2 separate regions of the Homo sapiens genome follow, and region 1 is linked to region 2. The links are chromatin contacts, found by Hi-C or POLR2A ChIA-PET in ENCODE. All regions are on one chromosome and are shown on one strand. The core of a region is the stretch at or near the end of the contact, and the rest is flanking DNA. Distances in the headings are between cores, read along the strand shown. Region 1 has its middle 140 kb from the start of RIPOR2. Region 2 holds the start of ARMH2 (armadillo like helical domain containing 2).

Evidence for each region. A loop is a pair of places that touch in the nucleus more often than their neighbours do. ChIA-PET counts read pairs that join two places held with the same protein, here RNA polymerase II (POLR2A). Pooled maps may share reads with other maps.
Region 1: a pooled map shows a loop between it and region 2 (2.8-fold over the local background). The contact joins the enhancer-like site here to the promoter of ARMH2 in region 2. A Hi-C loop is called at or near these places in 1 of 168 maps with a recorded cell type or tissue (HepG2), 2 of 37 single-sample maps with no recorded cell type and 11 of 50 pooled maps. POLR2A ChIA-PET finds 5 or more read pairs at or near these places in 5 of 52 experiments (AG04450, GM10248, Panc1 and 2 more).

What each region holds. Positions count from the first base shown.
Region 1 is chr6:25,069,281-25,073,130 of GRCh38, reverse strand. No RefSeq gene overlaps it. Among named protein-coding and RNA genes, the nearest start is that of RIPOR2, 140 kb to the right of the region's middle. Within about 2 kb of position 2,255, at least 6 of the 41 ENCODE cell types and tissues checked have a DNase peak (open chromatin) inside an H3K27ac peak, as active enhancers do.
Region 2 is chr6:24,796,613-24,800,596 of GRCh38, reverse strand. ARMH2 (armadillo like helical domain containing 2) reads left to right here and starts at 1,680. Exons shown (of 2, transcript NM_001282492.2): 1 at 1,680-2,004; 2 at 2,760-3,262. The coding sequence starts at 1,740. The coding sequence ends at 3,187.

The sequences.
Region 1 (3,850 bases), core at 1,006-3,505, 270 kb before region 2:
AGCCCACTGTTGAGACCTGCTACTCAGAAAAAAATTATTTCTTTCTAAATATTATTGTTCATTGACAATGTGCCAAGTCACTCTGGTGCTGTGATGGAGATATACAAGGAGATTAAGGTTTCATGCCTGCAAACACAACATCCATTCTGCAGCCCATGGATCAAGAAGTAATTTTAACTTTTAAGCCTGATTATTTAACAAATACATTTCATAAGGCCACAACTGCCATTGATAGTAATTCCTCTCATGGACCTGGGCAAAGTAAATTTAAAACCTTCTGAAAGGATTCACCTTTCTAGATGCTACCAAGAACATCTCTGATTCATGGGGAGGATGTAAGAATATCAACATTAACAGGAGTATGGAAGAAGTTGATTCCAACTCTCTTGGATGACTTTGAGGGGTTCAAGACTTCAGTGTATGAAGTAACTGCAGGTGTGGTTGAAATAGCAAAAGAACTAGAATTAGTAGTAAATCCTGAAGATGTGACTGACTTGCTGCAATCTCAAAACTAACAGATGAGGAGTTGTTTCTTATGGATGAACAAGGAAAATGGTTTCTTGAGATGGAATATACTCCTGGTGAAGAGGCTGTAAACACTGTCCAAATGACAACAAATGATTTAGAATATAACATAAACTTAGTTAATAAAACAGTGGCAGGATTCGAGAGGATTGACTCCAATTTTGAAAGAAATTCTACTGTGATTAAAAGGCTATCAAAGAGTATCACATGCTACAGAGAAATCCTCTGTGAAAAGAAGAGTCAATTGATGTGGCAAACTTCATTGCTGTCTTATTTTAAGAAATTGCACCAGCCACCCTAGCCTTCAGCAACTACCACCATCAAGGCAAGGCCCTCAACGAGCAAGATTACAACTCGCTGAAGGCTCAGATGATCATTAGCATGTTTTTTAGCAATGAACCATTTTTTAAATTAACATATATAATTGGTTTTTAGACATAATGCTCTTGCACATATAATGGACTATAGTATAGTATAAACATAACTTTTATATGCACTGGGAAACCAAAAAATTTGTGTGACTCATTTTATTATTTGTTTTCTCGCGGGGGTCGGGAATCAAACCCACAATAACTCTGAGGTATGCCTGTAAATAATATATAATGTATATATGCATGTGTGGGTGTAAGTGTGCATGCATGTGCATGTGTGTGTGTGTGTGTAACTCCAAGGACAAAGATGTGAAGCACTTACACCAATCTATTAACAGGGAGAAGAAAGACAGGAAGGTAATGGAATCTTCTACCTCTTACTCTATATGCTTCTGTACCATTTAAATGTATTACTATAAAGCATTTTTATATTTGTTGTGGAATTAGAAAAACAAAAACATTAGTATATATAACATTGTAAACCCTTAACTCTACCGCTGTAACTCAGTTATAATATTTTTAGTATTCTTTTCTAGCTTTATTAAATATTTCTATTTTTAGTTAGATATTTTATATCTTCTTAGACATCATGTTTTCATATTACTACATGTTAAAATAATTATAATATTCCATATTCTGAATGAGCCATAGCTTCAACTTTTCTTCAATTGTTGACTATTAAACAATCTTATGAAGATACCATCCATATTACATTTTTCATGTTTTAAATTCTTTTCTTGCAAGAAAATTCTTGAAATTGGATTATGGAATCAAAGGATATGAACAATTGTTCTGATGCATCTCAGTCTTCCAGTGAATGTGCAGGCCCATGTAACATGGACAGTCTTCTGTGTTCTACCTAAACATATATTTCCCACGGTGCTCCACAATGTTAATTCTGCAGAAACTACCACTCTGCTGTTTGCAAATGTTACTCGTGCACTCTTTCTTTTCCAAAAATGCCTTCAACACCTTTAAGGGGATAATGTTTTCTGAGAAACAACGAAAACCTTATTCAGTGCCTCCATATATTCTAAAGCATTAACCAAACGTAAGAAAAAAGATATCAGAACTTTGCCTTCTTGTCATGGCCATGTTATTATTTTAACAGCTAAAAATCAAGGTTAGTTGAACCAAAAAAATAGTTAAACTAGAATTGTAAGAATAAGTATTTTCCCTGTGGACTCAATTTTAATTTGAATGGAGAAAATGCTACCTTGAACAGTTGCAAGTAGGTACATTAGGAAACTGCAATGAGCCTATGTTGTCGACAGGTGGCGGAAGAGGACCACATCAAAACCCTGCGGCCGGCACACTAGTTCCTTTTTGCCCCTTTGAAAGCTGTAGCTGTGGACTCCATGAGGACTTCAAAGTAATTAAAGCGGCTGCCTTTCACCTTTTCAAGAGTTTGTTTCATCTGATGTATCTAGGAAGAGAGGGGCTTCCTTTGGGGTCCCAGTGGTCCCTTGGAAGCTCTCCCTTGAGTCTTCACACAGATACCCCCTCCACCCTGTAGCGTCCTGTTCACCCCACTGCCTTGCAGGCTGATGTGCGGCACGCTTCACCGAAGCTTTTGGGTATTTAAGGACACTACAGAGCAGAAGGTTAAAAATTAAAGTTTTATGCTAAGTATGACTTCCTCTTATTTTGGTGAAAAACTAACCTTCCTTCCTTCCTTCCTTCCTCCCTCCCTCCCTCCCTCCCTTCCTTCCTTCCTTCCTCCCTCCCTCCCTCCCTCCCTTCCTACCTTCCTCCCTCCCTTCCCTTCCTTCCCTTCCTTCCTGAATGAGATGGAAGATCTCACTATGTCTCCCAGGCTGGCATCAAACTCCTGGGCTCTATCAGTGTTCCCACCTCACCCTCCCTAGTAGCTGGGACTACAAGCATGCCCCACCACACCCATCTCTAAGGCTCCCTTCACAGGAGGGTGCTTTGGGATGCACACAACTCCTAATCATTATTTCCTGCTCTCAAATCCAGGCCTCTTTATAGGGAGAGGGAAAAAAATGTATCTCTCCTTCCTATCTCACCCAGGCATTCTTCACCCAAGATTTAGGAGACCTCTTCCACTCAAAGGAACTCATCCTAGGACCTCATAGGAACTCATCCTAGGACCATGCCTGTTCCTAGGCAGTGCATTTCCAAATGAAATATTCACACTAATAATTCCTCAATGGCTTCATAGATGCAATCAGCCACCACCTGTATCACTGCAAGACCCCGGGGTCCATGGCTGAGAGGGAGGGAGCCCTGCTGGCTTTGGACTTCAAGGCCTCCTGGCATCCAGGGCAGGCAGGTACACTCTTAGTATGGCTGTCTTAGAGATCTTCCCATGGCTAAACATGCAGGTGAAGGTGGACTCAAACCCACAGACCTTTGAGCAATAAATGTTTATTTTCCCAGAAAGTTGTCTCCATTTTTAGGAAGGAAGGGATATTTTCCTAACTTGCCAAGCAGAGGAGTTCAAACGTCACTTTATTAGGCAAAGCAATGTTATTTCTTGTGTTTTGAAGTCACTTCTCCCCAACCACCCCCCGAGCCGTTTTTTTTTTTTTTTTTTTTCAAATTATGCATCTTTAGGCCAACCAGGAATAGGAAAGGGGCCTATGTCTAAGACATTCATTTCTTAATGAACATTCCCTTCAGTACACAAAAGCTAGACTCCCTTAACTTTGAAATGCCATGTTGTAGGGGGTAGGTTCTTAGGGTCCTCCTCAGCCTCAGCCTGTGGGCAGGTGGGAGTTGGGTAGTTTTGTTCTTTCACTTACATAACTAAAAAACCAAGATGGGAGGACTGGACGCTCTGTGTAACCACAGATATCACGCCATTGAAGGGTGCAGTCCGAATGAGAGAGTCTCATGTGTTAATAATTATCTGCTACTCACAAAATGGTAGCCCTGCCCAGTAATCCAGCTAAGGAGCTAAAAAGAGAATTTTTCATTTTTGAGGCATG
Region 2 (3,984 bases), core at 431-2,930:
GAAGCTAGGAGTTCAAAACAGCCTGGACAACATAGTGAGACCCCCATTTCTTAAAAAAAAAAAAATTAAAAATTTGCTAGGTGTGGTGGCCTACAGTCCCTGCTACTCAGGAAGTTGAGGCAGGAGGATCACTTGAGCCCAGGAGATCAAGGCTGCAATGAGCTATGATTGGGCCACTGCACTCCAGCCTGGGCAACAGGGGAACATGTCTCAAAAAAAATTATATATACATATAATTAATATATATATAATATATAATATATATAACTGGGAGTCTTCAGCATATGGGTAATAGTTAAAGCCATAAACTGCTTGATCTTATCTAGGAAGTATAGATAAAGAAAAAAGGACCGGGCATGGTGGCTTACGCCTGTAATCCCAGCATTTAGGAAGCCTAGGTTGGTGGATTGTTTGAGCCCAGGAGTTCAAGACCAGCCTGGGCAACATGGCAAAACCTCATCCCTACAAAAAATTTAGCTGGGCATGGTAGTGTGCACCTGTGGTCCCAGATACTCAGAAGGCTGAGGTGGGGGGATCACCTGAGTCCAGGAGGTCGAGGCTACAGTGGGCCAAGATCATGCCACTGCACTCCAGCCTGGGGGACACAGACAGACCATGACTCAAAAAAAAAAAAAAAGAAAAAGAAAAAGAAAAGAAAAGAAAAGAAGAACACATACAAAGACTGATGAGCCTTGGGCCCTCCAATATTTAGAGGTCATAAGAAGAGGAACCAGTAAAGGAAAATGATGAGTGGCCAGGAGGAGAAAAATTAGGAGTGTGGTATCTTAGAAGCTGGGTGAAAAGTGTTTCAGAGAGAAAGGAGTGTCAAATGTCAAAGACTGACAATTCAATGACCCTGACAGGCAATGTCAGTGGAGTCATGGGGTTGAAATCTTGTTTGGAATTCATCCAAGAAAGAATGAGAAAGACTGGAGATGGTGAGTATAGCAGCTCTTTAAAGAGCTGTACTGTAAAGGAGAGCAGGGAAGTGAATGTGCAGTCGCTGTGGGAAGAAAGCATATGAAGTCAAGAGAGTTTTCTTTCTTTAATGAGAAAAAAAGCACAGCGTGTTTGTTGATAATGCAAAGGGTCCAGTTGAGATGGAAAAATTACCAAGATAAGAGAAGAACCGAAGAGCAACATCCTTGAGTGAGGTGAGAGGAGCTGATTGACATCTACTGCACAAACAGAGAGGGTATCCACAGTAACAGGAGGAAAGACAGAGTCTATGGGTACCGTAGACGCAGATAGGTGGGTGGATGCACTGGTAAGAGTTATGCAAGTTCTCTTTTCATTGCTTCTATTTTCTCAGCAAAATAAGATAAATCTATGATGTAGAGAACTCTCTTTGGGTAGCAAACAAGCAAAAGAGGTAACAATACTATGAAAGATCAATGGAAAGAAGCAAAGTACATGTGGGAATAATCAGACTAGAACGGGCAAGTTCCAAATATACCCTGCCTGAGCAAAGGTTCAAAGACAGTAGTGAGATTCATGCGCATTACGGGAAACAAGTTTAAGTTGAGGTTTTGTACACCAGAGAAATGAAAGTAAAATTGTTTAGTCCAAATAGTAGAAGGCTTTCAATGACAAGCTGAAGAATTTAGGCATATATTGCTTTCCCCTGGTTTGTATATTCCATTCCACAGTGTTGCTAAGTGATGCATTCCAGAGTTCTTGACTGTGAACTCCTGTGACTGCCAGTGGTGTACCTGAAGGACCACTGGCCTTTTTACACAATGGCTAACAGCCGATTTTCTTGTACGCAAATTTGGGTTAAGATGTATGGGTATTTTGCGGGGCTGTGTCGGCGTCTCCAGAAATTCTGGCGTGTCACTGTTAAGGGCTTTTTTGTTAAGAAGAAGGAAAAAAAAATCCCTTCAGCTGAGACTTATTTTCATGAGGAAAAAATTGTTGTACTTGGCCAAGTGTTGATGAATGAATCTCTACCCATTGAGAAGAGAGCTCAAGCTGCCCAGAAAATTGGACTGCTGGCCTTCACAGGTACTGATCTAAATGGCTGTGCTAAAATGAGTGTTTCACGACACTCATTTTATAACACTGTAGTTTAGTAATTTTTCTTAGCTGTAATCTTAAAATTCTGATAACATTTCATTGGATGAGGGATATTTGCTAAGCGAACACAACCAGGTTTTATTCACCTTGAAATACTCACTCTTGGCCAGGCACGGTGGCTCACGCCTGTAATCCCAGCACTTTGTGAGGCCAAGGTGGGTGAATCACCTGAGGTCTGGAGTTCAAGACCAGCTGATCAACATGGTGAAACCCCGTCTCTACTAAAAATACAAAAAATTAGCTGGGCATGGTGGTGCATGCCTGTAATACCAGCTACTCGAGAGGCTGAGGTAGGAGAATCGCTTGAACCCGGGAGGCAGAGGTTGCAGTGAGCTGAGATCGTGCCATTGCACTCCAGCCTGGGCAAAAAGAGCAAAACTCCGTCTCAAAAAAAAAAGGAAAGAAAGAAATACTCACTCCTGGGTGCTTGCTTAAAGGAACCAGGGAGGAGACCAGCAAGCAGAGACCTTCCCAGGTTTTTCATATCACTGCTTGCTTATCAACACACACTTTCTGGTCTTCATGGCAGCAGCGTGGGAGGTGGGGGAAAACGACAGGAAAATTCAAAGTATCCAAAGTATCCTCTACAGGGCAACAAGAATATGAACATATAAGCATTCCAAAGTGTTACTAGCTAATAGATACACCAAATACTTCTGGAAATGCAAATGCTTGTTTTACAGGAGGACCACCTGCTGGGAACTTTGCAGCTGAGTACATGGAAGAAGTGGCTCACTTGTTGCAAGATGAGGAGTTGGCACCAAAAATAAAGATCCTGCTGCTCCAGAGTGTGGCATGTTGGTGTTACTTAAACCCTGTCAGCCAGAAAAGAGCCAAAAGTCTGCAATTTATTCCTATTCTCATTAGTTTTTTTGAAGGCAGATTCGAGTCTACTATCAAAAGTGAAACAAACAGCTACCTCCTCCTTAAATTTTGGACTTGTTACGTTCTCTCTGTCATGACATGCAATAACTTGTCTTGCGTCAAGGAGCTTAAAGACCACAGTGCTCTAAAATATCATTTGCAAATGTTGGCTGCTGAGAATTGGTCTGGATGGACAGAGAATTTTGCAGAGGTGCTGTATTTCCTAATTGGTTTTCATAGGAATTAGTTTCTCTAAATCCAGTTACATGTTGCAGCTCTCTGTGTATTACCCTGGAAAACTGAAATAAACAATAAAAATCGATGTTTTCCTTTGTAGTTGAAGAGTTCTGTATAGATTTTCATACAGTTAACTGCAATAATCAAACTTCAGAAAAGAAATGCTGTTTAAAATTACCTCGTAGAGAGAGCCCATTGAGCTTGCTCATGAGTGTATTCTTTCCCATTAGGAAATAAAGATGTTAAAGCACGCAGTTAGATACAATGCGGAATATGAATGAAACCACCTTTGCAAAAATGATGACAGTGAGAAAAATCTGACAGCGAAAGAAAGCTGACCTCACTGACGCCATCTTGCTTCTAACCTCTAAGCTGCCCTTGTTCATTCCTGGGCATAGGCCAAACTAACTTTGGGAAGAATTTAGTTCATAGTTTAACTATGAAACAAAGATGATTACCTAGACTCTTCCCTGAAACAAACTCCCTCCTTGCTTGGGGACCAGACTGCTTTTATAAAACTAACACATTAGCCACAGACTGGAAATTATGGCTCAGGAGTCATACAGCCAGAGGCCACAAGATTCCAACCTCCCCGGTTGCACCTACAGATTAGTATTGAAAAACCTAAGATTGGTATTTGAGGTATTTTTCAGATCCTGCATTCTGATGGATCAGCTGGCACCACCCAGACTGCCAAGCTGGGTCTTCTGATCTTATGGTCACCAACCAGCAACTGACTCAGCACAAGAGGACAAGTTCCAGCCCCCTATGATTTCATCCCCAATGGAACCAATCAGCATTCCCCAT